Regions from separate parts of the Homo sapiens genome. Here region 2 is linked to region 1. The links are chromatin loops, found by intact Hi-C in ENCODE. Cell type or tissue: endothelial cell of umbilical vein. All regions are shown on one strand. Links, peaks and the distances in the headings refer to the core of each region. The heading gives the core; the rest is flanking DNA.

The links. Peaks named below come from ENCODE experiments on the same cell type or tissue, not always from the same donor. Only the 100,000 strongest peaks of a DNase experiment are listed, where the experiment ranks them.
Region 2: it touches region 1 in a loop (2.5-fold over the local background); 18 of 110 quality-filtered maps call a loop at or near these places.

The regions. Positions count from the first base shown.
Region 1 is chr5:32,606,140-32,621,420 of GRCh38, forward strand. No RefSeq gene overlaps it. Among named protein-coding and RNA genes, the nearest start is that of SUB1, 28 kb to the left of the region's middle. In endothelial cell of umbilical vein, for the core only: a CTCF peak has its summit at 7,132 (motif pointing left); a DNase peak (open chromatin) is centred at 7,092.
Region 2 is chr5:32,499,460-32,514,740 of GRCh38, forward strand. LOC124900954 (a long non-coding RNA gene) reads left to right here and starts at 6,466. Exons shown (of 5, transcript XR_007058719.1): 1 at 6,466-6,658. RefSeq lists enhancers at 1,804-2,450, 12,067-12,567. In endothelial cell of umbilical vein, for the core only: no CTCF peak of the experiment used is centred there; a DNase peak (open chromatin) is centred at 5,782; H3K27ac peaks cover 475 bases; H3K27me3 peaks cover 155 bases.

The sequences.
Region 1 (15,281 bases), core at 5,577-8,076:
TTTCTTTTTTTTTTTTTTTTTTTTTCCTGAGACGGAGTCTTGCTTTGTTTCCCAGGCTGGAGTCAGTGGCGTGATCTCGGCTCACTGCAAGCTCTGCCTCCCAGGTTCACGCCATTCTCCTGCCTCAGCCTCCCGAGTAGCTGGGACTACAGGCGCCCGCCACCGCGCCCAGCTAATTTTTTGTATTTTTAGTAGAGACGGGGTTTCACCATGTTAGCCAGGATGGTCTCGATCTCCTGACCTCGTGATCCGCCCGCCTTGGCCTCCCAAAGTGCTGGGATTAAAGGCTTGAGCCACCACACCCGGCGTCAGCAACAGTTTCAACCACTTCCCACTTTTTTTTTTTTTGGTGACTAAGTGCCACCTGAACCATGAGTACTTCTAGTAATTTTAAAGAAAAATATGAATTACTACTTTTTTTTTTGTTTTTTTTTTGAGACGGAGTCTCGCTTTGTCACCAGGCTGGAGTGCAGTGGCACGATCTCGGCTCACTGCATCCTCCACCTCCCAGGTTCAAGCAATTCTCTGCCTCAGCCTCCTGAGTAGGAGGGATTACAGGCGCCCACACCAGGCCCGGCTAATTTTTTGTACTTTTAGTAGAGATAGGGTTTCACCATCTTGGCCAGTCTGGTCTTGAACTCCTGACCTCGTAATCCACCCGCCTCGGCCTCCCAAAGTGCTGGGATTACAGGTGTGAGCCACAAATTACTTCATTTTAACAGGAATTCGATCACTTGGTTCTCACGCCCCTCTTCTCCACAGCCAAGCTCTCCAAATTGAGACCAGGGCCTAGTCAAACCTTGGGTTTTGGGATCTGGTACCAGTCATGTCTAGCCATGAGCCATTCTCATTTATTGTTTTAAGGTGCATGAGATCTCAGTTCCTTGTTGGAGTCACAGGGCCTGCGCTGGATGGGGAGCCTATAAATGAAGGGAGGAAGTTTAAGACCTCTTTAATCTATTGGAGGAGCCTCGGGAATGGCTCCTAGGCCACAGGGTCGCAGATGGAAATGGCCCCTCTAACTTGAAGAATGTTTGCTTCCTATTTCAGTGACCTTGCACTTGATTTTTTTCCCCCACGTATTTTATCTTTATTTTTTTTGAGAGTCTTGCTCTGTCACCCAGGCTGGAGTACAGTGGCGTGATCTTGGCTCACTGCAACCTCCACCTCCCAGGTTCAAGCGATTCTCATTCCTTAGCCTCCCTAGTAGCTGGGATTACAGGTGCGTGCCACCACACCCGACTAATTTTTGTATTTTTAGTAGAGACGGGATTTCACTGTGTTTGCCAGGCTGGTCTTGAACTTCGGGCTTCAAGCAATCTGCCCGCTTTGGCCTCCCAAAGTGCTGGGATTACAGGCATGAGCCACTGTGCCTGGCCCCCAACGTATTTTATTCTGAAAAATTTCAAACCCAGAGAAAAGTTGAATCAATAGTATAAGGAACACTCATATCCTTCACCTATTATTTTGCAACCTTCTGTCTCTTTTTGCTGAACTGTTTGGAAGTAAATTGTAGAAAGTTAACGTACGCATATGCTGAGCTATTTTTACTTCTGAGCCAAGTGTGTGTGTTTTTTCCATCACCACTTCTCTTACTCCATTTGGGTGTCCTACAATTTAATTCTGATACCATCTACGTGGAGTTAGTGTGTCAGATCCCACAAGTTAAGGGCTCAGTCCCACAAGAAGGCCCCCACTTCAGATGCCAGCCGTAAGTCCATGGTTGTCACTGGTACTTGTGACCAGTAAATTCAGAGGGTTTCCACAATCCCCTTCTCACATTTGATAATTGACTGGAACCATTCACACAACTCAGGAAAGCACTTTATTCACAATTACAGGTTTATTATAAAGGATAAAACTCAGGAACAGCCAAATGGGAGAGATGCCCAGGGCAAGGTATGGGGAAGGGAGATGGAGCTCTGTGCCTTCTCTGGGAGCACCACTCTCCCAGCACCTTACTATGTCACCAACTTAAGTCTCTGAGCCCCATCATTTAGGGTGTTTTTATAGAGATTCCATTACACGTGATTGATTAAATTTTTAGCCATTGGTGATTAACAGTCCTCACTTCCTCACCCATCCCCAGAGGTTGGGAGGTGGAGCTGAAAATTCTAAGCTTCTAATCAAAGTTTCATCTTTCTAGCAACCAGTCCCCATCCTGAAGCTGTCTAGGGGCCCTGCCAAGAGTCCCTCATTTGAACAAAAGATCCTACTATCACTTTTAACTCAAGAAATTAGGTTTTAGGAGCTCTGTGCCAGGAACCAGGGACAAAGACCAAGTATCTCTGATGCCACTTAGGCATACATGTTTACACACATACATACATGTGTATACATCTATACAATTTTTTGGATGAATATTTGAAAGTAAACTGCAGGCATATTTCATTTTAAGTACTTCAATATGTATTTCCTAGGAATGGAAAGATACTTTAACATTTTTTTAATGGAAAATAATCATATTTTGCAAAACAAAATTATGAGTGACATTATTTTACATTTTACCAATCTCTTTAATAGAACATGGCTGGATTCTCCTGTTTGCTTCTGCAGATAATCTTTTGTTTGGGTTGAGGTATGTGAAGAAAATGTGGCCTCACAGAGATGTGTAGTTGGAAAAGGGAGGAATACTTTATTATTTTTTTTTTCTGAGACAGTTTCGCTTTTGTTGCCCAGGCACCATCTGGGCTCACTGCAACCTCCACCTCCCGGGTTCAAGCGATTCTCATACCTCAGCCTGCAAAGTAGGTGAGATTACAGGCGTATGGCACCATGCCCGGCTAATTTTTGTATTTTTAGTAGAGACAGGGTTTCACCATGTTGGCTAGACTGATCTCGAATTCCTGAGCTTAAGTGATCTGCCTGCCTCAGCCACTCAAAGTGCTGGGATTACAGGCATGAGCCACTGTGCCTGGCACAGGAATACTTTAATAGCCTTTCCAGGTAATTGTGGGTATCCTTTGATAACAACCACAAAATTTGACAAGTGGTAGTTTCTTAAAAGTTGTAGTATGTAATTTCCCCTTGAAAACTTGAATTTCATCATTGACAACACATGCTGTCAGTTGTTTTTTTTTGAAGTGATAGGCTCAGTTTGTTTGTTTCTGAGAAATTGTCTGCCAAATCCACAGGTCTGAACAACGACAATTTGTCAATCTTGGAAGTTAAAATGGTGCTCCGTGCAAAGTGCCGCTAGTTCAGTTCACACTCCAAACAGTTCTGCCGGTGCTTTTCCTTGAGACTGCCTTGGAACCTCAATGTGCATTTCCCAAGAGTAAAGACATTCTTCTACCTAGCCTCAATATTATCACAACTTAAAACATCAATAATTTTATCAACTATTCAGTCCGTAGTAAGTTTCCCCAGTTCCCAAAAATGTTCATTTCTTCTCCCAATGCAGTGTCTTGATGAAAATTCATGCTGTTCATTTGGTTATCAGTCTCTTTTAATCTAGAATTATTCCCTACTATTTTGTTTTCCACGACATTGACCTTTTGTAAGAGTCCAGGCCACTTGTAGTATGTCCCATATTCTAGATTTGTCTGTTTCCTCATGGCTCAGTTCAGGTTAAATGTCTTTTGCAAGAATGCTACATAGGAGATGCTGTACCTACCGCACCACACCAGAAGGTACATCAGGCCAGGTTGTTTCACAACTGGTCATGTGAATTTTGATCACTAAGTTATTTAAAATGGTGATTGCCCGTTCTTTTTTTTTTTTTTTTTTTTTTTTTTGAGACAGAGTCTTGCTCTGTCTCCCAGGCTGGAGTGCGGTGGTGCGATCTCGGCTCACTGCAAGCTCCGCCTCCTGGGTTCACGCCATTCTCCTGCCTCAGCCTCCTGAGTAGCTGGGACTACAGGCGCCCACCACCACACCCGGCTACTTTTTTTGTATTTTTAGTAGAGACGGGGTTTCACCATGTTAGCCAGGATGGTCTTGATCTCCTGACCTCGTGATCCGCCCACCTCGGCCTCCCAAAGTGCTGGGATTACAGGTGTGAGCCACCGTGCCCGGCCTTGCCCGTTCTATTTTATTTTATTTATTATCATTATTTTGTGAGACAGAGTTTCACTCTGTCACCCAGGCTGAAGTGCAGTATTGTGATCTCGGCTAACTGTACCGTCTGCCTCCTGGGTTCAAGTGATTCATGTGCCTCAGCCTCCCGAGTAGCTGGGATGACAGGCGTGCACTACCATGCTTGGCTAAATTTTGGCATTTTTAGTAGAGATGGGGTTTTGCCATGTTGACCAGGCTGGTCTTGAACTCCTGGCCTCAAGTGATCCACCTGCCTCGGCCTGCCGAAGTGCTGGGATTACAGGCGTGAGCTACTGTGCCCCCGGCCACAAATAAAAATTTTTTACTCTCAAGGAGCATTCAGTCTATTTCATTCTTTGAAAAGCATGTAAGTTTTGGGAGCCTAGCATGGAAGGGAGTGATGGTTCCAGTGCGTTGGTAGTGGAGACTGCCTTTTGGTCATCTTGGGCTTCTCATGCCATTGAATTAGTAGGGAAATAAGGAGGTGATTGTGGTGTTTGAGTTCATTGATCTTGATTGTCTGAGGGAAATTGGACTGTTTGTTCCTACACAGTGGTGGCAAGGAGAGTGATGTTTGGAAACCAGGGGGTTTACTGGTGACTGTGCTCCCTTAACCAGTTGTCTTGAAGGAAAAACTTCAACCCGTAAATAGAAGACCTCCAAAGACTCACTGTAAGAATGAAGGTTTTGTACTTTTCATCTGGTAAAGAACCCTGGCCCAGCAAAGGTGCTGGAGGAGGCTAACTGGAACTCGGAATGGGCAGAGGGCAAAGGCAGCTAAGATGACCAATACAGACCTCACAGAAGTCAGGATTGTCACAACAGTGTTTTATGTCATTTAAGTGTTTCTCCTCTCTTTTCTCTGAAATAAGTTAAATGAATAACACCAATGCTGGCTAAAGTTTTAGGCTGTGGAGTATGAGAACAACTTGTATTGAAGTAGTAGTTGGTGGAACATTGATCCTGCCCCGTATTGGGAACTCAATCTTTCCACCAGGTGAAGGACAAGAGATGATGCTGAAGGCAAAAGGCTCGGATGGTGCCATATATGTATATATTTTATCTGTTCCCCTAGATATTCCATCTATTCCCCTAGATCCAGTCTTACCCTGCGCTCTGTCCTGGGAGGCTGGGATGTTTGGTTGGGTTTGGTTCATGGTGAAAGGAGAGTTTGGTGGGGTAGGGTCACCTTAGGTTGGCTGTGTTTCTTAAAAACTCCTCTCAAGGTGACTTCCTCTATGTGAGTTTCTTATGGGTTCCAGCAGCTACTCGGTCCCTACAACTTTCAACTGTGGGATGTTTAGTTCCTCTGTTACTACTGGTTACCCTTTTGTTTTCCTAAGCCTTCACTCACACCTTTGTAAATAATATATTTTAATAAATTTTACTCCTTGAATTGGCATAATTCGAGTGTGTCTTTTCAGGTTGGGAGCTTGACTAATAATGGACAAATAAGATTAGCAGAGACAACTATTACGGATTAGGATTAAAAACCTCTGTTACCTAGTTCTGTAGATTAAAGTCAAAGATGAATGTCTTCAAACTTTGTGCAAAAGAACTTCACTTGGTTATTTTTAATGTGTTTGGTCTTTCTTGCCCTATGAGGCCTCTAAAAACAGTCATGGCAGTGACCAGAAACAACTGTTAAAATCATCAACTAGCAAAAAAATCCAAGAAAGAAGGGATCTTCACAGTTTGACCCCCCGATTTAATAGGCAAACTTGTATCTATTCCAAGGCTACATGATCTCTTTGTGTTGTCTCACTACCAAAGATGATCAAGATTATCAGTAGGAACATGAGGTTATTGGCAATAACTAGGGCTACTGCCTATCTCCACGCAGGGATGATTTCCAGTGGCTGCTGTTCCACTGCATTCTCCTTGACAGAGTGGGTATTCATTCCTAGCACGTTCAACCCCAAGCAAAACAAGGTCAGAGTTGGATGGGGAGATTTACAAGTTTTTGAGGACTTGGGCTGACAAACTTGAAGAATGGCCAGAGCAAACTCTCGAGGCAGGTACACAAGTTGGAAATCAGACTTCTAGTCACAAGTGGCAGGCCTGGAAACCTTGACAAGTCATCTCAAGGGATGATGTCGACCTTGGCCGTAGACAGGTCTGCATTCTTGATGTCAACCTTGGCCATAGGTCTGCATTCTTGTGGTCTGCCCTTGGCCATAGACGGGTCTGCATTCTTCTTGCTGTCTGCCCCAGTGGTGCAAAAGTCTTAGAGGGGGAAGAACGTATTGAAAGCTAAAGGCTTTGACAATTTATGTGTTGGTGATAAGCTGGTCTTTGTTAGCACTGTCCTAGTGAGGCTGAAGGAATAAGTTTCTCTGCTGAACTTTCACATAGGTTGTAGCTGTGGCAGGGCTCATCAGGGTTGGATTCTCAGATCTCTTAATGGAAAGCTTTGATATATTTCATGTGTGTTTTTAAATAGCATTCAATGTATGTTTAAATATAGGAGTGTCCTGTGAGTGGCTCCCGGGGAGCAGCCGGAAGTGTTGTACTCGGCTGTCTATTGTGTGTGGGAGAGTCTTTCTGTTGACTGTGGATCTCATATTTATGAGGACTGCATGCAAGGATTGCCTCTCGAGGTCTCGTTTATAGATTGATATCAGCCAGGTATTTTTCAGAATTCTGTTCTGCCATTCCACTGCCCTCCTGATTCTGGGAGATGTGGGCATTGAAAAGACTTTGTAGATTTCCTTTATAATTTGGCCCGGATGTGGTTGGCTCCTGTCACTATTATTGAACAAAGGCTCTCAAATAGTCTTCTTGATATAACAATAGTTGTAACAGCTTTGGTGTTTAGAGATTACTTCTATTCAGCTGGGAAGCCTCCCAACAATAGGCAAAACATGAAAATGTCTTCATTTGTGTAAGTCAACTTCAATTATTTATAGATGTCCCCTACAAAGGAGAGTGAGTTGCCTTCTCTGTGGACTTGATAGATAGGAAAGGTCTGACAATTCTGCCCGTCTACACTGGAAAAGCGCCTTATCACTTATACACTGCCAAGCGCCTTATGACCAGCGTGCCATTGCAAAGATCACGCAACCAGCCAGGAAGAAGATCCTTGGGCGCCACCTAGTGTCCATCTCGGGAATATCAAAGGCGACTGCATTGCTTCTCAAATTGTGGTTATTTCCAATGGGTTGTGGATCACTACTTTTGTTAAATACAAATAAATGATTAGAAAAGCGTATAAAAATACAAAATACAAGTCTGAATGTTTTATTATTAGATTTAGCAATAATATTTTAATAAATCAAAAAACGTGAAGAAAAAGTAAAAACTGCACAATGTTCATTATCAGTATAAACAAAACTAAACAAAGAGTGAAATGGTGGAAATAGCCATTGAAATACCCACATTAAATACCTAGACTAGTTTTGAACAACATGATATATATCAATATTTAGTTTTTAATGTGATAAATGAACTTGTTTCTTGTTAAAACTTAACTAGATTGAGTTGATGACAGTCACAGGGGATAGTGTCTATCTAAACTGTTTCTATGTTTTGTTTTAATAATATGTATAGTAAATAAACCAGCTCACAGGGAAATATTATCAAGGGTGGGGGAAGATACTTTATTTTATTTTTTGAAACAAGGTCTCACTCTGTCACCCAGGCTGGAGTACAGTGGCTTGGTCATAGCTCACTATAGTCTTGAACTCCTAGGCTCAAGTGATTCCCCCACCTCAGCCTCCCAAGTAGCTGGAACTACAGATGCATGCCATCATTGCTTTTTTTTTTTTTGACTTTTTGTAGAGATGGGGGTCTTGCTATGTTACCTGGACAGGTTTTGAGCTCCTGGGCTCAAGCAATTCCCCAGCCTTGGCCTCCCAAAGCGTTAGGATTACAGGTGTGAGCCACCATGCTCAACCAGGATATTAATTTTTAACTTTTATATAAAATAAAGTGAGGCTATATTTTCTAGTATTTTTCTTCAATCCTTCATAAATAGCCAACTCTAACAATTGGCTGAGCATGGCCAATTGGAATGCCATCAGTGAAGTATTTCCAAAAGCACTATTCTAAACACAATCCAAACTTGATTTCTTCAACAGTGGGATTGTGAGTTTACCAGGAACATGAAGAAAGGTTATCTGGCAGTGTTAGTGCACATTTGGTAGCGTTTGTTAGTGTTAGTGTTAGTGCAGGCTAATACTCACTATGTGCATGGAGGCTTCATAGGTCCAGTCGGCGGGCGTGGACTTCAAATAATCTCCACCTCCCGGGTTCAAGCGATTCTCCTGCCTCATCCTCCAGAGTAGCTGGGATTACAGGTGTGTGCCACCTTGCCTGGCTAATTTTTGTATTTTTAGTAGAGATGGGGTTTCGCCATGTCGGCCAGGCTGGTCTCAAACTCCTGGGCTCAAGGGATCCACCTGCCTCAGCCTCCCAAAGTGCTGGGATTACAGGCGTGAGTCACCGCGCCTGGCCAAGTTCTTTTTGTTTTGAAATAACTTCAGACTTTAAAGAAAAGTGTAGAAACAGTACAAAGGATTTCTGTAAGTACTTCACTCAAATTCCTACTTCACTCAAATTGTTAATATCTTATGTAACCACAGTACAATTATCAAATGCAGGAAACTAACATTGATACAATTATCTAATGGTACCAATTTTACAACTGTCCCACCAGTATCCTCATTTTTGGTCTCAGATCCAATCCAGAATCTCCCATTGTGTGTTTTTTTTTTTTTTTTTTTTTTTTTTTTTGAGATGGAGTCTCACTCTGTCGCCCAGGCTGGAGTGAAATGGCAGGATCTCGGCTCACTGCAACCTCCACCTCCAGTTTTCAAGAAATTCTCCTGCCTCAGCCTCCTGAGTAGCTGGGATTACAGGCACTCGCCAATGTGCTCAGCTAATTTTTTGTATTTTTAGTAGAGACGCGGTTTCACCATGTTGGCCAGGCTGGTCTTGAACTCCTGACCTTGTGATCTGCCTGCCTCAGCTTCCCAAAGTGCTGGGATTACAGGCGTGAGCCACTGCGCCCAGCCCTCCATTGTGTGTGTGTGTGTGTGTGTGTGTGTTTTGTCATGTCTCTGTTTCCTCTAAATTGAAGTACTTACTCTTTCTCGACCTTGATATTTTGGAATCATACATGTCATTTATTTTGTAGGATGTCTCTGAGTTTAGGTTGTCTGATGTATGCTGATTAAATTCAGGTTATGCATTTTTGATAGAGATACCATAGAAACGATGTAGGCTTCTCAGTACATCTTATCAGGAGGTACATGATGTTTATTTGTCCTATTACTGGTGACAACTTTGATAGTTTTGCCAAGGTGGTGTCTGCAAGATTTCTCTGGTGTAGTTTTTCAAGGGGAAAGGAGGAACACTGCGATGAGGAACAAACTTTGGTAGAAGGAGAATTTCTGCCCTGCCTCTGGTATTCAAGGTACATGCAAGTGAAGAAAAAACACCAGCCTCAATGAAGGCTGCAGGATCCACGTCCTCAGGGGAGTAAGTTTCAGTTAAAGCAGGAAAGTAAAGGGAACATTCAGAGAAGAAGTTGAGAATACTAGATAATTTGCCTGTGCAGAATCTGATGAAAGAGGGTACGGTGGAAAAAGTGGGAGATTGGGTTAGTTAGCAGGGATCCAGGGTAGTGTGAGGGGTGAGAGACCAAATGACAGATGCCCCAGGAGCTTGGAACACTGGTGGGATTGAGGTGAAAGGGATTATAGGGCTTGATTTCATTAGGCTGATGTCTCTTAATGTTGTTCCTTAAAGAGTGAGAGCAGCGGCATCTATCTTACCTGGAAGCTCATTAGAAATGTAGAATTCAGGCCCTACCTCAGATTTCCTGAAGCAGAATCTATGATTTTAACAAGAACCCCAGGTAATTTGTGGGCATCTTAAAGTTTGAAAAGCACTGTCTTCAGAAAACTGTGAGCAAACAGTTTAAGAAGCAACTGTGCAGCTGGCAGGTTGCTGATGTCAATAGCCTATGCGCCGGTGCTGGGGGTATAGCACCAGTGAGTCAAGCAGTCTGTGGCGCTTGCTTGCTTTCTTTTTTTCTGTTCTTGAGACAGGGTCTCACTCTGGTGCCCAGGTTGGAGTGCAGTGACGCGTTCTTGGCTCACTGCAACCTCTGCTTCCTGGGTTCAAACGATTCTCCTGCGTCAGTCTCCCTAGTAGCTGGGACTATAGGCATGCGCCACCATGCCTGGCTAATTTTGGCATTTTTAGTAGAGATGGGGTTTCACCATGTTGACCAGGCTAGTCTCAAACTCCTGACCTCGGGTGATCTGCCCACCTCGGCCTCCCAAAGCGCTGGGATTACAGGCATGAGCCACCGCGCCCAGCCTGCGACAGCTTTCTGATTCTGTGTTCTTGGCTACAGGAGCAGTAGCTTTCTGATTCTGCATTGCCTGTTGATGAGAGGTAGCAGCCTCCTTGGTGGTTCAGTTGAACAGTGTGGTTTGGCAGTCATTCTTGGAAGCTCAGTCTTTCTTTTAGCCCTTGTAATGATTCTGTGAACTCTATGTACCCACTAACAAATCTCTTTCTATTTTAACCAACTGGATTGGATTCTCTTGTCTGTAACTAAGAACTTGGACAAGAGCGGGTAAGTCACAGCAATATCTCATGGTCAGATGAAGGTGGAAGCAACCTTGGTGTGTGCCCTGGTTCACTGTGGGGTCACTAACGGGACCTCAGACAAAGGAATTTTGAGAGATAGGATGTAGCAAATTCATGGGTGGAGACCACTGGACTCCACTGAGGAACTGCTGTCACTACCCCCAAAAATGTCTTTCTGAGGAATGATCGCTGCACAATGAGGCCTTTTTTACAGTGAGTGACTTGTAGATAGCATGATACCATATTGTATGATTTTCAACATGTAAAGAGTTTGTTACAGAATGCACCAAGAATTAAAAAAAATATGGAATGTCAATAAGAAGGCAATTGAAAACTTGGGTAAAATTATCAGGAGTTGGGAGAGATGTAATGTGCTGTCCACTAGACACAGACATGCCCTGCTCACATCTACCCCCTACAAGAGGAGTCAGGATTCTGACTTCTCACAGCATAATATCTAAATAGAATTTTTAGGATGTATCCTTTTGCACTGGACTTCTTTCATTCAGCATTTTGTGTGTGAGGTCCATCCGTGCTGTTGTGTGTGAGGTCCGTCCGTGCTGTTGTGTGTGAGGTCCGTCCATGCTGTTGTGTGTGAGGTCTGTCCATGCTGTTGTGTGTGGTTATAGCTTGCTCACATTTATTGCTTTAGTATTCCATTGTGGCATTTCTCTGTATATTATGTTTAATGTGGACAATTCTGTCCAAGCCTAGTTCCTCTTATATAGGGTGGGTAAATTCTCCTGGACATTTCCCCCATCTCATTTAGGACCCATTAGTCTTAACTCTCTGAATGATGGTCAGACAGGTGGTTATTGCTTTACCTTCATTTTCCATACACCCGCAGTCCATGTTCTTTGTGGAGAGGAGGGTGTAGTAGGCAGGATCGGCTCTTTGGGGATCAAGTGCAGCCGTTGGTGGGGGTCCTGAGCTTTTATTATTTTCTTTGGAGCCATTGACATGTCCTGCTGGGACTTACTCCACCCAAACATTGCTGGGTGCCAGCCACCCTGATGGGCTTCACCTGTTCCCTCAACTCAACCCAGTTCTCTGGAGGAGACCGGGCAACACTTCTGCCTTCTGCCTCTGGCAAGGCTATGATGGGGGGATCACGGAGGGTTTTCCTTAGAATTTTTCCTTCTGGCCAGGCACAGGACTCATGCCTGTAATCCCAGCACTTTGGGAGGCCAAGGTGGGAAGGATCGCTTGAGCCTAGGAGTTTGAGACCAGCCTGGGCAACATGGTGAAACCCCATCTCTACAAACAAAAATTTTCCTTCTGAATTTTCTGCTTTTTTTTTCCCCCCGGCTGCCATTTTGTTTTAGTTGCCACTGTTGAATATCAGGTATTAAAACATTTAAAATTTTGCATTTCTTCAGGTATTAGAGAACAGAGATTCTGTGATCTTGTTTTCCTCTGCTATCGTTGCCTTTTAATAGCTTTTGCTTTTAGCTGCAGTAGGATGCAAGTGAAAGCAGTTTATAACATGAAATAAACAAAATTGTGGAAACTCATTCTAGTCAAAGATCCTAAGATGGTCATTATTTTGCCAGAGGATGGTAGCAAAGTTACAATCAGACCTTGAGTAAAAATTTTCAGTCTCAACACCCAATATAAACAGACCAAACCAAATGAAAACAAAAAACAAGAACAAACTAGGAAAACAATGAAATGACACCTGTTTATTGAATGATTTTTATCTTTTAATTTCTATTTTTAGAACTCAGTATTATTTACAGAAAAAAGCTATAAAATAAGAATGACCTCTGAAGTTTGATAAAAGTGAATGACTATTAAAACATTCTCTAGGAGTCAAAGGCTCTTTATCAACCTAAATTTCTACCATGTCAGTAGTACTCCCTGTTGGAATTGGAAATGAAATTAATGGCAAACTAACAAATTCACAACATTCTATACATTTTCACAGTGGTATGTCATTTGTCAAATTATGTTACTCAACACATTCTCCAATAGGAGAATACTAGGAAAGATACTAAGATCCAATAATTAAAATACTCTCTTGAGACTATCATGATTAAATTATAAGATACTGGAGTAAAGCGATGACAAGAAGAACCTAAACAAATACTTTATTTTCTTGCTTCCATTTTCACCCCTGTTCGTATTGTTCCAGCATTCCTTCACCTCCTTTTCCAGTGTTGTTGTTGTCCACCCAGTGCTGTTCATTCATTCAACTTCAGTTCATTCACTCATTACTTACCCTTTATTGAGCCTACTATGTGTCAGTCACTGTTCTGGATGCCGGAGAAATAGCAGTGACCAAGACAAATAAGGAGCCTGCTTTAACCTAGCTTGCATTCCAGTGCAGTGCTATCCAACAGGACGTTCTGACAGTGATGATTGTACTGTGCTGTCCAATCTGTATCCACTGCCACATGTGGCTGCTGAACACTTGGAGTGTGGCCAGTGGCCTTTCTACTGGACAGATAAGTTTTGGTGGATGACAAAGACAACAAGCTACTAAACAAATACATGGAAGAATTTTGGAAAATGATAAGTGGTTCAGAGACTTTAGGAGTGGAATTGTTGGGTCATTGTTGGTCATGCTAACTCCATGCTTAATATTTTGTGGAACTGCCAAACTGTTTTCTAAGTTGCTGTACCATTTTACATCCATGTCAGCAGTGTATGTGAGTTCCAATTTTTCTACATCCTCACTTTGAGATTTTCAGAGGATACATCTATTGCCTAAGACCTCATATAACATAGCTTTTAGACATTTTTATGAAACTGAGTCTAAGTTTTGCTATCAATTGACAAGTTCCTGGTGTTTGAATTCCTCTTTGCTATGGACATGAATGCAAAGGCCAGTCCCATATGAAGTCATTCGTCTTATTCTTTAAGGTTTTCCTTCAGGGATGACCAATTCATCATAGAGTTTGGTGAGCAGGGTAGGGAGGGGACACGTCTTTGAGCAAGCTCAAGAGAAGTAAGTCTAGTTGTTTAGAAAGAAAGCAGATCAAAGTTTTAGAACAACATGTCTGGAAGGATTACCTTCTAAGATGTACTTCTCTAGCTCCAGTATTCTCTAATTTATGTAAGAAACTCACAGGTCAACCAATCAAACCTCACAACTGACCAAGGAATTCCTTATTCTTACCTGCTTTTCAGACTGACTTTTTGTTTTAAGACTTATTTTTTTTTTTAGAGTTTTAAGTTCACAGCAAAATTGAGAGGAAGATAAAGATTTCTTATATGTCTCCTGCCCCAACACATACACAGCCTCCCCCATTATCACATCCCCTACCAGAGTGGAGCGTTTGTTATAATCGACGAACCTACCCATTGACACACCAACATCACCCAGAGTCCATGGTTTTCATGAGGGTTTCCTCGTGGTGCCATACATACTGCGGGCTTGGGCAAATGTATAATGACACGTGTCCACCATCATGGTATCACACAGAGTATGTCCACTGCTCCCAAATCCTCTGCACTCCACCTGTTCCTCCCTCGCTTCCCCCCAGAATGACTTTCTATTTGAACATTTGAGACAATGGGAGGTCACTATAGCTTCAGGAGACAATTCTATCTTTGGAAGTCTGTAATTTTCCGAATGACTCTCTATATATTGAGCTGTAGTTTGTTGCTCCATAGAGTCACCTTAGTTTATGCTTTAGGAGCTAAAAAGGAAAGGTCAACTCTTCTTTTCACATGAGGACCTGTCAGGAAACCCACTAGTGCCCTGGAAAAAATCCACCCAAGGTTCTCCAGGAGGCCATGAGGAGGAAGTCTCCCTGCAGGCTGCTCCATTGCCGGCGCATTTCTCCCTACGTCCTCCTATTAGTGACAGTTGTCATGGTCTCCTTTGCCTTATGGGGAGTCATATTCCCCTGCCCCCCCACCCCAGCTTCAATGCTCCTTCTTATGTCCCTTAATTCCCCACAGCACAGCCAAGACCAGAATAATTCCCTGCCACTGTTTGTAAGGTTTTGGTAATCACAGTGATTTGCAGCCAAGTCTTGTGCTTGCTTTTTGGAGGTCTCAGGCGCATTCGAGCCACACAGGCGTCCAAGGAAAGAAGAGGGCATGCGCAATGATTTTATTCCAAACCCACTTCTCTTTCAACATCTGCCTTGCTCCCATCCCTCTCGCAGCTTCTGATTGAGGCCAGCACAGTGTGATCACTTGATCCAAAGGGAGAGGCAGGTGCTGCAGACTCAGGCCACTGTTTCCTCTTGGGCTCAGGGCGGGTAACAGACCTGGGGGTACTGAGGAGGTGGGAGCCTCCTCCCTGTAGCAGACGGCACAGACTGAGGGAGCGAGTCCTCACCAGCCTACCTGCTCCCCCTCTTCTCAGTCCCATTGTAGTTACTTTTTCATATACGTTTTTTCTTGATTTGGCATGGACAAGGTGAAATCCAGTTAGAAACCTGAGCGTAGTTGCTGTTTCCAAAAGGAAAATAAATAATAAACTGAAAAGATGAAGAAGAGAATTGGGTAAAGGAAATATTTATGAATTTTCTTTTTACACGTGTCTGTTTGCAGGTGAAAGCTACATGCTGGGAAGGAGAAGCATGTTACAGCCATGGCATCTCTCAGCAAGCGTTCGCACTCAGCCTGGCCTTTGGCAGGAGCGGACTTGAAAGATTTTTTCTAGGCTTAAAATCCCATAATTC
Region 2 (15,281 bases), core at 4,457-6,956, 110 kb before region 1:
ATCCCCCTACATTGGTCTTGGAGCTTGAGAGGGTGGAAAGGTACCAGCTTATGACTCCCCATCCACCCACGCAGGATTGGAGCAGTGGCTCTCTAGACATTTGTCCCTCTGACACAGACCTTTCTTTCTTTTTCTTTCTTTCTTTCTTTTTTTTTTTTTTGAGACAGAGTCTTGCTCTGTCACTCAGCTGGAGGGTAGTGGCACCATCTCGGCTCATTGCAACATTCTAGGTTCAAGCAATTCTTCTGCCTCAGCCTCCTGAGAAGCTGGGATTACAGGCACCTGCCACAATGCCCAGCTAATTTTTGTATTTTCTTAGCAGAGATGAGGTTTCACCTTGTTGGTCAGGCTGGTTTCCAACTCCTGAAACCTCAAGTGATCTACCTGCCTCAGCCTCCTTAAGTGTTGGGATTACAGGCGTGAGCCACTGTGCCCGGCCCACAGATCTTTCACTGAACTCTTTTTTTCCACCTCACTTCACCAACTGCCTCTCATACCTACAGAATTTTGGGAGGCCTTTCTCCTGGTATTGGACATGTTTTATGGCAGCTTTTGGCCAGATAATCTTTTAAAGATTGTTTGCTTAGCAGACCTCTTTGGAAGCTAGAGATATGTCTCCCTTCGGGTCAGAGTTCAGTTTTGTTTCCTGACTACTGTTGTTGTAGGAAAAGGGGTCCTTGGGAAGTTTTCATTTTTTAAAGCATCTCTGGAAAAGTTTCTAGTAAAGCCCTGGCTGTTAGAGCCAGGCCAGCAACCTTTGATATGCAAATGCAAGCCATTAGAAACTGGGTCCACCCAAGCATGGAGATTCCCTTGGCCTTCTTACCCTTTTTCGACATGTTTCTGGCAACACGGCCTCCCCAACATATCCCCACGTGTATAGAACACCTTGGTGCCCTATATTTGCATATTAAAAGGCTAGGGTGGGAGGGCCAGCTTTTTCTCGGGCTAGGTGAATGACATGCCTAGTCAAACCAATCCCCTGAGCCCTATGCAAATCAAACACCGCCTCCTCCAGCCACTGCACATATACCTGGCTGGTATCCGTGGCAGGTAGAGACCTCCTCTTTTGGCTTTGGAGCCCCCCTCCCCCTGTCTCTGTATGCGGGAGCTTCTTTCCTTCTGTCGTCTCCCTTCCTTCTTGCCTATTAAACTCTCCACTCCTTAAAACCACTCCACGTGTGTCCATGTAGTTTCATCTAAACCGACATGAGGACCAAGAACTCTGGTGTTCCTCCACTCTTTAGAGCCCTATCACTGTGATAAAGATAGTGTCCCCTGGGCACGGTGGCTCACGCCTGTAATCCCAACACTTTGGGAGGCAGAGGCAGGTGGATCACCTGAGTTCAGCAGCTTGAGACCAACCTGGCCAACATGGTGAAACCCCATCTGTACTAAAAATACAAAAATTAGCCAGGCGGTGGTGAGAGCCTGTAGTCCCAGCTACTGGGGAGGTTAAGGCAGGAGAATGGCGTGAACCCGGGAGGCGGAGCTTGCAGTGAGCCGAGATCTTCCTACTGCACTCCAGCCTGGGCGACAGAGCAAGACTCTGGCTCAAAAAAAAAAAAAAAAAAAAAAAAAAGATAGTGCCTTCCGCTGGGGCAAAGTTGGGGCAGGTGTGCTAGCGGTTCCCTTGGAAAACTGGGGGTTTCATGAACTCAGTGTTCCTCAGGGGCAGTATTCACCTGGCCAGCACTGGTATTGCCCCATGAGGCTTGGGGGCCAGCAGAACTGATGCGAACATTGGGGTCATGCTGCCTGCTGTGCTCTGAGTAGTAAATGACATCTATCTGGGAAAGTGGGGCAAATCAGCGGACCCAGCAGCTGCTATTTGGGGACGGCTTGGCCGCTTGACGTAGACTCTCTGAGGGGCTGCCCACTTTCTTCCCTGGGTCGGGCACATCCTGTATTTTAAAGGTGGGGACACCCTCCACTCTCAGGCCTCTGAAACCCTTAGCTGTTGACACCTCCTTTGCGTTCTCCTCCTTTACGGTCATTTTAATGAGGCATCAGGTGGTGGGAGTGGTAATTATTCATGTGTGTGCCCAGATTACCTAGTTGAAACGGAGCTCGTTTGCATTTCAATATACTAAAGAAACATATCCAGAGAGAACTTTTTGAGATTTTCAGCAGCTTTGTAAACAGAATACAACATTCAATAGTAAGTTGCAAAGCATAACGCATTGTAAAAAGGGACATTTTTGCTGATTCCAGAATTTCTCTCTCCTGCATAGCTTCTCAGATTTACGCCACAGGGATCAGCAGGATCTTTTAAAGATCAGAGGCTGAGTGGTGTTTTTCAGAGGCTGCGAAAAGCAGGGAGCAGGGAGACATGATGTGCTTGCTCCACTGCAAATCTGAGATTGTGACTGCAGATTGGTTTGCAGAACGTCATTCCATGAATTCCCATATGCAGGGGCTGGACAGCAGAAACCTATGAGTACTAGACTCCTTTGCAGTTAGGCTTCCTCAGGAGACCGCTACTCCACCAGAACACCCACTGGGTGAGACTTCAAGGTAGAAGTGTGAGACCCTGGCTGAGGGTGTGACCCTGGCTGAGGGCTCGAAGGTTGCATCTTCTGAAAAGCACCCCTAGGGGAGGTTTTTGTTTTTTTCTGAAACAGGTGTGGTGAAGTTTCTATTGTTTCATATCTGATTTCATGGGTATGGTTATGGTTAACCTGTACAGCATCTTTGTATTAATTAGAAAAAGACACCTAATTTTGCCTGAAGCACCTCAATTCCATCTGTAAAATACATGCACTCCTTGTATTTTAAAGGCAGCGACTTCTTCCACTCTCAGGCCTCTGAAGTCCCTTACCTGTTGATACCTCCCTTCCGTTCTAATACATCAATCATTAGTATACCAGTATATTAGAATAAGACTCCATCTGCTGGAAATTGTAAGATGTCTACAATGTGACTACCATGCGCTGGGATTATAAAGAGAATCCTGGTCAGAGATGCTAAGAGGCACGTGGTGGCAATAGTGAGGTTCTTGTTAGAAGAACCTACCAGGGTGGTTCCCTAGTTCAAAGCTGGTCCCCTAGTCCTCTCAGAAATGCATTAGCAGGCTGGGCGTGGTGGCTCACATCTGTAATGCCAGCACTTTGGGAGGCAGAGGCAGGCAGATCACTTGAGGTCAGGAGTTCGAGACCAGCCTGGCCAACATGGTGAAACCCGTTTCTACTAAAAATACAAAAATTAGCCGGGTGTGGTGGCACACACCTGTAATCCCAGCTATTGAGGAGGCGGATGCAGATGAATTGCTTGAACCCAGGAGGCAGAGGTTGCAGTGAGTCAAGATTATGCCACTGTACTCCAGCCTGTGCAGTGAGTCAAGATTATGCCACTGTACTCCAGCCTGGGCAACAGAGCGATACTCCGTCTCAAAAAAAAAAAAAAAAAAAAAAGCATTAGGTCACCTAATCCCCTTTAATTAATCTCTTTGTGTTTAAATTAGTTAGAGAGGGTTCTTCTCTGCCACTAATAATCCTGATCAATACAGACACAAAAGACAGAGAAAGTAGAAGCAGTGACAGGGGCCAAGGGAGAAGAAAACCAAATGAGTCTTGGGGTCTGTAGGAAGAAAAGAAGGGTTCCATTGGAAGAAACCAAGAAATAGAGAAGTCAGCTTCCACTTAACTGATGAGAAGACAGAGTGAGTTCCTTGAAAAGGACTCGTAGTATTCACAGGTAGGGGAGTTTTACAGGTTCAATAGAGGAGAAGAAGTACATTCACTTGAGAAATACATTTAATAGAGAATTTAGAAATCAGCAAAATATCCTTTTTATGGTACATTGTGCTTTGCAATTTACTAGTCAAATGCTTTTAAAATAACTAAATATATAATCCCATAGGTTTCCCCCTGTGATGGGAGAGAAGTAGTTGTCTGATCCATGGCACACATGGATTTGCTGATGGAGTACAGACACTGAGTCTGAAAGGATGTCCGTGAGAGAGTCCACAAAGCAGCTGGAGATTTGTGGGTGGTCCTGAGACAGGAATAATACAGGATAGTCACAGGAGGATAAAAATTCCAGACAGCAGTTTCACAGGACTAAAGGCTATGGGCTGAAAAGACTTTGCAAAACCATGGTGTGGGCCGGGCGTGCTGGCTCACGCCTGTAATCCCAGCGCTTTGGGAGGCCGAGGTGGATGGATCACGAGGTTAGGAGTTCAAGACCAGCCTGGCCAACATAGTGAAACCCCGTCTCTACTAAAATACAAAAATTAGCTGGGCATGGTGGTGCATGCCTGTATTCCCAGCTACTCCGGAGGCTGAGGCAGGAGAATTGCTTGAACCCGGGAGGTGGAGGTTGCAGTGAGCCAAGATCGCGCCACTGCACTCCAGCTTGGACAATAGAGTGAGACTTTGTCTCAAAAAAAAAAAAAAGAAAGAAAAAGAAAAACCACGTTGTGGGCCATGCTGGCTAAGATAGGCTGGATCTGGCCGGGCACGGTGGCTCACGCCTGTGGTCCCAGCGCTTTGAGAGGCTGAGGCCGGTGGATCACGAGGTCAAGAGCTCAAGACCAGCCTGGCCAACATGGTGAAAGCCCGTCTCTACTAAAAATACAAAAACTGGCAGGGCATGGTGGTGCATGCTTGTAGTTTCAGCTACTCGGGAGGCTGAGGCAGGAGAATCGCTTGAACCCGGCAGGCAGAGGTTGCAGTGAGCCGAGATCATGCCACTGCAATCCAGCCTGGGTGACAGAGTGAGACTCTGTCTCAAAAAAAAAAAAAAAAATAGACTGGATCCAACATGGTGCTGGATCTGACCTAGGTGCCTCCTAGGACCTCATTATGCACTCATTAGCATACTCAACACACTCCCACCAGTGCCATGACAGTTCCGGGAACACCTGTATTTGGTGTAAAAATGGGTAGCATGACAATTCTGAGAAATGATCACCTTTTTCCAGGAATCTTCATGAATATTCCACTCTTTGGTTAAGAAATCCATAAAGACAGAAATGCTAAATCCCATCACAGCACTCTCTTGAGTATGCATGCACTCTTTTTTTCTGGTGTGTGTACTTTCCCTTTGCAATAAATCTCTGTACTTTCACAATTTTCTGACTTGTCGTTGAATTCATTCTCACGATGGCATCAGGAGCCTGGACACCGGCTGGGGTTAAGGTCCCACTGACATTTAGAGACCTTCCCTAGCCCACCAGTATCAATCTCTGCCCCATTTTACCAGCTTCCCTCTTGGTTTTCCTCTCTGGTGTGGAAAACCTCAGTTTAGAACTGTTTGAGCCAGATTGCTTCTTCTTCCTTTGCTATCCACCTTTTAGCTATTTTATTATTTTGCAAACTGCTGGTAAAAGCTACGGGGAGGAAGGGACTACATCCTTGATTTGGTCATTGATTTAAAGACTGTATCTCCTTATACAGCTGGCATCATCTTCTACTTGCAGATGGAAAATACGCAGGCCCCGTGAAAGACAGCAAAGAAACATCTTGCCTTCCCCGTCTCTCCCCCTTGGATTCCTGATCTCTACCTCTTACGGGGCTCTGCCTTCTCTTAACCCCTTGCCCTTTTCCTCAATTTAAATTGTCTGTCCCTCAGCTTCATCCCATTCTCTCCTGGATAGATCCAGGGCTTTGAGCCAGGAGAGTGCTGGAAAAAGAGGGCCTGCTCTCAGGGAGCCGCGGAGGGAGGGATCCAAACATTGGACACTTCCCAGCTTCACACATTTTTAGGTTATTATGTTAAGAAGCCTGTCTGCCTCATTTTGTTATTCTAGTCTATTTCGCATTCAACCCCAGGAGGAGGAAGGGTAAAGGAGAAAAAAAAATCCTTCCTGCCACAAATAAAATGTAGCAGATGTTAGCTGATGATTACAAAAAGACAGTAAAGCAGGCCAAGAAACCATGGGAGGGAGGGGGTGGACCACAGCAGAGGGCGGGGGAGTGGGTGTTCGTGGAGCTGAATGTTCAGGGCAGATGCTCTGGAGGATTAAATTACACCGAGAGTGAGGCTGCTGGTGCCGTCCCTCAGCCCTGCTCTGTAGCGCTGGGAGCTATTTCAAGCCAGTGAGAAAGAGAGTCTGCACTATTTGTCTTTAGGAGGTGCTTTATTTCCTTCCCTGTTTTGGAAAATGATACCTAGCTCTGCATGCATGTGGGTGCCTTTTTTAATGAAGTGCTACTCAAGGACTCAAAAGAAGGAACAGTGGCAGATGGGGCATCTGTGGGTTTTGCCTCTTCTGCAGCCATTCCCCCCTCCTCTGGTAACAGCACTATGATTTGGTGGCGGGGAAGGGCTGGGGGTGCATCTTTTTCACTGTAAGTCCCTGTGGTTCAGGTGAGACTGATTCCATCCTGCCCAATGCCCCTGCTCCAAGCTGGGCACTTACGCCAGCCTAAGCCATTGATTGCCCTGGAATGTTCATGTGACTTAAGTTAGGATGAGGAGAGTCAGCTCCAGGACTTTTGCTGACACTGTTGTGAAAGAGGGGCTTTCTGCTGCGAATGCCAAGTGGATGGTATGCAAGTCTGGAGCTGTTCCTGGCTTGTTCTGTGAAAACTTACTGGAGAATGAAGCCAATTAGAAGAGATGCATTTGAGCAATGAAGAAAGAAGTTTCCTGAGGACATTGAGCATCTGGATCCAGCTGCAGCTGAAACTGATCCTACCCTAGGACTTTGCAGGTATATGTGGCTGTAAGTCTTCCCCCACCTCTTTATTCTCACCACTTTGCATTTGGGTTTCTGTCCCTCACACCTAATACAAGTGCCTTCAGAAAGCCCGGGAGGCTTGTCCAGGTCACTGTGCTGGGCAGAACAAAATGAGGGCAGCTATCTATCATTGCCTCGATGCTGCTCTTGCTGTGGATGAAGCCTGGAGGCTTATTTCCAGGTCATGTTTGACTCTGAGTACACAGCTGCCTCTGAGAAAGATTGCCAGGCAGGAGTCAGCAGCCAGAACTCAGCTCAACAATCGTGTTCAGTTCTGTGTTATTGTACAGCAGTGCTCTCCAAGGACACCCTTGAATAGAAATGAATGCACATAAAGGTCCAACATGCATTCAGGAAGCCAGAGTCTCCACTTGTGCCCATATGCAAAGGAATCATTGTTCTCAGACCCCCTGGTAGAGACAGCTCTCAGCTCACTGACATGAACTGATGTGAAAATGTTCTTTAAGTGGAAAGCAGCAGGAAGCAGCTGTTAAGGAGGTGGGCACTTAGAAAGGAGAGACCACTTTACCATTTATCCATTTGTCCAGCATACATTGATTGACCGCCTTCTATTGTGTTAGGGACAGAAATGCTAATAAAAGACAAAGTTCGTGCCCTCAGGAAGCATGCAGTTGAGTCAGGGAGTCAGCAAGAAAATCAACTGGTAAATAAATGTAATCATGATAATTTAAACGGAAATAATAGGAGAGTGCCATCTACCCAACAGCATAACTCTCTTCTTAGTTTGTAGAATCTGGATTTTATTCTAAAAGGCAGGATGCTCAGGTCCCTCCCCCAGGCTCAGGATTAACTATGATACATCTAAGCCAGTGATTCCAAATTTTGGCTTGCATGAGTCACATGGAGGGCTTGTTAAAACCAGGAATCCTGGGCCCCACTCCCAGAGTTTCTGATTCAGTAGGTCTAAGTGAAGCCTAAGAATTTGCATTTTTTTTTGTTGAGACAGAATCTCACTCTGTGATCTTGGCTCACTGCAACCTCTGCCTCCTGGGTTCAAGCAGTTCTCTTGCCTCAGCCTCTCAAGTAGCTGGGACTACAGGCATGCATCACCATGCCCAGCTAATTTTTGCATTTTTAGTAGAGATGGGGTTTCACCATGTTGGCCAGGGCTGGTCTTGAACTCCTGGACTCAAATGATCCACCTGCCTCGGCCTCCCACCCTGCTGGGATTACATGTGTAAGCCACCCTGCGTGCCCAAGAATTTGCATTTCTAACAAGTTCCCAAGTGACGCTGTTGCTGCTGGCCTGAAGATCACTAATCACAATCAAGCACAATCATCTGGTTTACCCCTTCTAGTATTTGGTTTAGGGTTAGGCACATGACCAAATTCTGGCTGATTAAATGAAAGGAAAAGTCAATGAAGTTTTAGGACAACTGTTTGCTTCTTGGTAAAATGTAAGATGGAAAGGAGGCCTATCTTTTCATCCCATCCTGGGTTCCAGAACTTTATCCTTAGTTCAGCTAAAACTGGGTTCTTGTCACACAACTAAGAAAGATTAGGCTTGTGGACACATAGAAGGGTGAGGAAAATGGAATTTATTGGGCAAAAAGGAAAAAGAAAGAAAAACTCTCAGCAAAGTGAGAGGGGGTCTTGCCAACAACCTCCCCCCTCACAGACTGAATCCCGGGTTACCACACAGGCACTGAAGAGGCCAGACTCTTCCCCCCTGCAAATGGTGTGAACTTCCCAAGGCTCCACCCGATCCTCCCAGTGCACAAGCAGGCATTATTCAGAATCAGCTGGGAAAGAGCAGGCTTCATTTGCGACCAGCAGACCGGTTTTTCAGCCTTCAGGCTGTTTTAGGCTTGAAGGCAGGGTTTCACTTGGGACTCTTGGCTGTCTTCTGTCTCTATCACCTGAAATGAGGTTATGTGGGGAGCTGCTGTTTAGAGCTACTGATATCATGTGATGATGTGCACTTGGCCAAGAGGCTTGCAAAAATCCTGATCCAGACCCCTGACATTGTTGAGGAGCTGAGCAAACCCTGGAACCACCCACCTCCGACTCTTTGTTGTGGAGAAATTAAATGTTGTTATTCCCGTTTTCCATCAGAGCTGGAAGTATCCCAACTGATTCAGAGGGCTATCAGTCTGAGGCTGAGTAGGATGGAGTATCAGGAAAGGCTTCCAAGAGGAAGTAGACTCACTCTTCTCCAGCTCTTCAGTGAGAACTATTCCCGTTTGTGCTTTGGCAAAATGACAAATGATGACACCCCATAGACTCACTTTGTAGACTAACTTTTGAATTGCCTGAATGAGGAATTTTAAATTTATGAATGTCAAGGGTTTATTTCATGTGTAAATAACTGTGTTGGAATGGAGATTGAGAAAACCATTAATTTTTTCTGTGGCGAAGTCCAGGAAAAATTTGTGAAGGAGGGCTGGGAGGGCCTGGCATGGTGGCTCATGCCTGTAATCCCAGCACTTTGGGAGGCCGAGACGGGCAGACCATTTGAGGTCAGAAACTTGAGACCAGCCTGGCCGACATGGTGAAACCCCATCTCTACTAAAATACAAAAATTAGCTGTGCGTGGTGATGCACGCTTGTAATCCCAGCTACTTGGGAGGCTGAGGCAGGAGAATCGCTTGAACCGGGGAGGAGGAGGTTGCAGTGAGCCGAGATCACACCACTGCGCTCCAGCCTAAGCGACAGAGCAAGACTTTGTCTCAAAAAAAAAAAAAAAACAACTTTGTGAGGGAGATGACATTGGGCCAGGCTACTGAGAGCTGATGGCACGGGTTGGGGAGTAATGTAGTGCTGGAATCTAGCAAAGTGTGTGGTGTATAATAAATACCCGTATGTTTCCAGGGCTTACCTAACCTTAAGAATATATCATCCAGAGGAAATGGCATGAACAGCAGCCCGAAGGCATGACAGTTTGGTGTCTCTGGCTATGAGTACACAGCTTGGTATGGTGATCTAGAGGTAGTATGGGTTAGACTGAGCCATGATATGAAAAAAGCAGGGAAGCATTGGAGTAGATTAAATTGGAAACCAAAATCACGGTTCTCAGTTGGGTTAACAACAACAGCAAATCCCAATCCTCAAAGACTTCTGAAACTCGGAAGGTGGTTGAGTTTCAAGAGGGTTGCCCAAGAAGAACTCTTGCCCAACAAGGGTTGGGTTGCCTCTCCTCTGCCTAAGGAGGCAGTCCTTCCCTTGGAGTAGGAATTGCTTCATGACCTGCTTCTCATTTTGCTATGCCACTAACCTAAATCCAAATACAACATGGCCTGGGGTGGAGCAGGGTGGGATTGAGCAGGATGTGAAATGACCAAGGATATGATAATAGAAAATGATCATTTGTGCAGCATGCTGGGTTAAATATGAGATTGCTTAGAGCTGGGAGTGGGCAGCCCAGGGGTTCCATTCACCCAGAACACAACCACAACAATGAGAACACTATTGCTACATATCTGTAACCTGTTGCTTATTTACATTTTCAAAAGCCCTGATGATGTTTCTAAGAATGAATTTCGAGGATGTATAAACAAGGCTCGTGGAATATAATTTTAGCTTGTGCTAGATTTAGTGATGTGGGTATAGTTATGCATTAGAGAAGACAGGAAGATCATTTCTGTTTGTGAAAATTGCCTTCAAAATAATTTAAAACAATGTTCATTAAAACAAGTTAGAAAGGTATAAGAAAGAAAATTAAATCACCTGAAATCTCATTACGTTGATAATACCTTAATAATTGTTCTAAGTTTGCTGCAGTTGGCTGATGTAGCCATGGATCCACTGCTGGTCCACTCGCGATAATAGGGAAAGGCCAGAAATAGCTTGGCATGACAGAGAGCAGTGGATCTCAGGCTGTGCGTAGTGGCTCATGCCTGTAATCCCAGCACTTTGGGAGGCCAGGGCAGGCAGATCACTTGAGGCCAGGAATTTGAGACCAGCCTGGGCAATATGGTGGAACCCCGTCTCTACAAAAATTAGCTGGTCATGGTGGCACGTGCTTGTAATCCCAGCTACTCGGGAGGCTGAGGCAGGAGAATTGCTTGAGCCCAGGAAGGGGAGATTGCAGTGAGCTGTGATTGCACCACTGCACTCCAGCCTGGTGACAGAGCAAGACCCTGTCTCAGAGAAAATGTTTAAAAAGGGAGCAGTGGATCTCAAACTGGCTGCACATCAAAATCTCCCGGGTGAGTTTAAAAAACACTGGTGTCTGAGCAATTTAGTCAGAATCTCTGAAAGTATAGGGCATATAGGCATCAGTGTGGTGTTTTTTGGGTTTGTTTTGTTTTTGTAGTTTGGGGGTGTGTGTGTGTGTGTGTGTGTGTGTGTGTGTGTGAGTGAGACAGGGTCTCACTCTGTTGCCCAGACTGGAGTGCAGTGGTGTGATCCTGGCTCACTGCATCCTCTGGCCCCCTGTGCTCAAGTGATCCTCACACCCTAGCCTCCTGAGTGGCTGGGACCACAGGTGCACACCACAATGCCAGCTATTTTTTTTTGTCTTTTTAGTAGAGACAGGGTCTTGCCATGTTGCCATGTTGCCCAGGCTGGTCTCCAACTCCTGAACTCAAGCAATCCTCCAACTTTGGCCTCCCAAAGTATTGGGATTATAGGTGTGAGCCACTGTGCCAGGCTGGCATCAGTGTTTTTTAAGCTTCTAGGTGATTCTAATAGGCAGACTGAGTTGGGAACAACTGATGTAAACAGAAGAATTCTAAAACGTTAGGAGACAGTTCTGGATTGGCTTTTTCAAGCCTGCTGTGTCAATCAGGAGTCCAGTCCAAAAAACATAAACCATTCTAGATATTTCAAGCAGAAAGGGATTGAATGCAGGGGACTGGTTACAAAGGTTTTGTAAGGGCTGGAGTTGCAAAATGGAGACATGGGTTTATCTAGAGATAAGGGACCTGCCACCACTTGGGGCTGACACCTGTGGGTTCACACTCACTGCTAAGCTGCTCCAGATGACAAGTGGCCTGAGTAGGAGCTGTCACTGCTGCCACGATTGGAACTGGCATTCTGCTACAGCAATTGGCATTTTTTGTCTGCAATTGGCTGCTTCTGTCAGAGCCAGAGAAGGCTAGGGGTCATCTTCTTCCTACCTTCTATCTCCCTTCAATGGCAGAACCTATCTATCCAGTACCCAGCTGGTGAAGGAGTTTGGGAAATATAATATTCTAATGGCTCCAAAAAATACACAGAAGGATATGGGAAGGGGGATATGAGGGCCGAATATCAATCAATCAATATCTTAATGTCCATCAATATCTGACATGCATTTCTTGCCCACTTACCCGCTGACTGCATCTCCTTCACAGAGCTTGGAAGACTCTTCCCTCACTGGGCTTTGAAATTGAAGAGCCCATCTTTACCAAATACCGACATATGTGGGTGCCATGGCAGGAGATAAAGATGGGGCATTTGGGCCAGAGGTGGTTTGTTGAGGGCTGGCGTGTCTTAGGTGTTCTGTTTCATTACTCTTATGTCACTATATAAAATTATCTTCATTTTGCAGATGAGGAAACTGGGGCTCAGAGGGACAAAGGACAAGATCCCATAGTTCAGAAGGGGCAGGGTGTAATTGACACTGTTCGCCTGACTACAAATTCAGTTCTCACACCGTTGCACCACACTGCCTGCCAGGGTCCCAACCCCAGAGGGCGAGGCCACCAGCACCAGGCCTCCTCAGGGAGCAGCTTTATGGAATGGGTGTGGGAAAGGAAGCCTGGGGGCAGGGGATCCTGCCTGTCACAGCTCTCACAATCTCCTAAGCTCTTCTTGCCTGTGGGTGCCAGGACTGACACCAGAAATCCCCTGTGGCCTTCCTGTCTCCCCTGCAGAGGATCATAGGCATACGTCCTGTCTCATCACCCCCACTCTTTCTGGCCTGGCCCACATGCCCCTGCTTCTTAGAGAGTCATGGCAGTCTGGACGTCAATGTGGGCAGAGCTTGAGGACACTCTAGGTGCAGCTGGTTTGGGCCGGCAGGTGAGATGAGGGGCCTGGGAGGATGTCCCTGCTTCTCACAATTCCTGGGGAGAGAACAGAGCAGGAGGGCAGACTTTGGGCGAGCTCTCACCATCGTGGACTTGGCTGAGCCAGCAGCCTGCTGCACTCTTCTCCGCCCACAGTGGCCTCATTGTTTCCAGCGGCCAGGCAGTTTGGAGGAGGTCCCTCGGCCACTCCTAGCCCCCTAAATAGGGGCCAGCTTATCAGAAACATATCAGAAGTCTGCAGGCTAGAATTGTTGGTAGAAAAATGCCAAAGTTGAAACTTGTTTTCTATTATCAGCAGGTATCTGGGAGTGAACTGTGGCAGAGTACAAGTGATGCCAATTATTTAACGACTGGAGGCAACATGGGCACGGTTACATTAGGCTCTAGGGCAGGCTTGGGAAAAATATTTGACAAGGGTCTGATCCTCCAAGATCTCTGCTATGGCATCCGTGGTAATGAGATCATCAGATGACCTGTGCAGGTTTTCTGTGACGTGAATAACTAACCCAAACCAAACAAAGCTTTGGTTTGGTGAATAGAGGCCTGATTTGAACCACCGTAGTAGACATAGCTTATCTTCCAATTCATAGGCCTGAGATTGGTAACAGAACCAGATGCACAGAATGGAAAGGACACCAAATGCCTACAAGGAAGGACCCATGTAACACCTCAGTTACATACTTGAAACTTCCTTCTTGCTCAAAGGAACTATTTACCTGGATAGCTGTGTACGGGGGCAAGAGAGAGACATAAACCTTTCAGGGAGTAGCGAATATTGGCTCTGAACTTACATGAGATACATAAATGTATTGTAGTTCCTGATTGCAGTGGGTCTAATGGTCATCAGGTGGTAAGTAGGATTTTAACCTGGGTCTATTTATAAAAAGCCCCGTAATTATTTCTCCAGATCCTGAATACAGCACAGAGTTGGACTGGTAGGTCCCCATAGTGGCTCTCTGACACACACAGTAAGAATGACTGTGGTTGGAAGAGCCAAGTGGGAACCACTGAAGTTTCTTCTCCCTACCAGAATAATAAATCAAAACCAATACCACACCTCCAGGGGAATCACAAAGATTAGCCCCATAGTTAAAGATTTTGAAACAGCAGCTAAGTTCCTCAGAATGGCCCGTATGAGGATAGATGGATTCTGGAAACCACAGTGGATTAAGGAAGCCTAATTAGTTGATAACTCCTCCCACAGTGACAGGCCAAGACATAGTCTCCCGTTTGGAGCATATTAACACAGGCCCTGGCACCAGCAACTGATCTAGCAAGTGTATTTTCTTACCCATTCTGATAAAGGGTATTCCAGAAATAGTTAGCTTTCACCTAGTAGAAATATATACTTTTACCATGCTGCCTCAGGGATATATTGAGTCCGTCCGGTAGGGATCTTGACCATCTCACCAACCCACAAGACACAAGGCTGGTCTACATTGAATATAGCACACATATAAGGCCTGGGAAATAAGAAGTAACCGGTATCACAGATGTTGATCTAGATATCTTAGACCCATATGTGCTAGCAGGTGAGAAATAAATCCTATGAAAATACAAGGACTTGCTACCTCAGTTAATCTTCTGGGGGAGGGTTGGACGCCATGGCTCATGCCTGTAATCCCAGTGTTTGGGGAGGCCAAGGTGGGAGAGTCACTTGAAACTAGGAATTTGAGACTAGCCTGGGCAACATAATGAGACCCTGTCTCCACAAAAAATTTAAATATTGGCTGGATGTGGTGGTGCACACCTGTACTTCTAGCTACTTAGGAGGCTGAGGTGGGAGAGTCACTAGATCTGGAGAATTCAAGGTTACAGTGAGCAGTGATTGCACCATTGCACTCCAGGCTGGGTGACAGAACAAGACCCTGTCTCTAAAAACAGGAAGAAAAATAAACTTTAGGAGAGGACCTAGTGGAGTGGACTGAAATATCGATAGATAATCCTCTCCAATTGATAGGGCTCCTTGCATATTAGAGGTAACAGAGAACACATTTGGTTGCCTTGCTTCAACCCATTGACCTGGTGAACTCAGATATGCCAGCCTTATTTGGGTACAGAACAAGAGAAGCCTCTCTAGCTCATCCAGACTGCAGAAGAAGAGGAGGTACCAATTGGTACCTGCTGTATGACCCAGGAGATACAACGATGGTCCAAATGTTTGAGGGAGATAAGTCCTCAGTTAAGGAACTCACTTCACAAGGAAAGTAAAAGACAATGAGATATCATGCTAACAGTTAACTAGTTTTATCATGTACTTAGGAACTTGAAGCATCTGATACCTAGAAGGAAATACAGGTACAGGATTTGGCGGTGGTGCCTTTCAAAGTTTTACCTAATTACTAAATTATAAAATGTTTGCTTCCCATGTATGCAACTCTGGGCTTTGCTGTCTTGTTTATTTTGCTCTCTTATTTATTTATTTATTTACTTTACTTTTATTTTATTTTATTTTTTGAGACGGAGCCTCTTTCTGTCACCCGAGCTGGAGTGCAGTGGTGCAATCTCAGCTCACTGGAATCTCCGCCTCCCAGGTTCAAGTGATTCTCCTGCTTCAGCCTCCTGAGTAGCTGGGATTACAGGCATGCGCCACCACACCTAGCCTATTTATTTATTTTTAA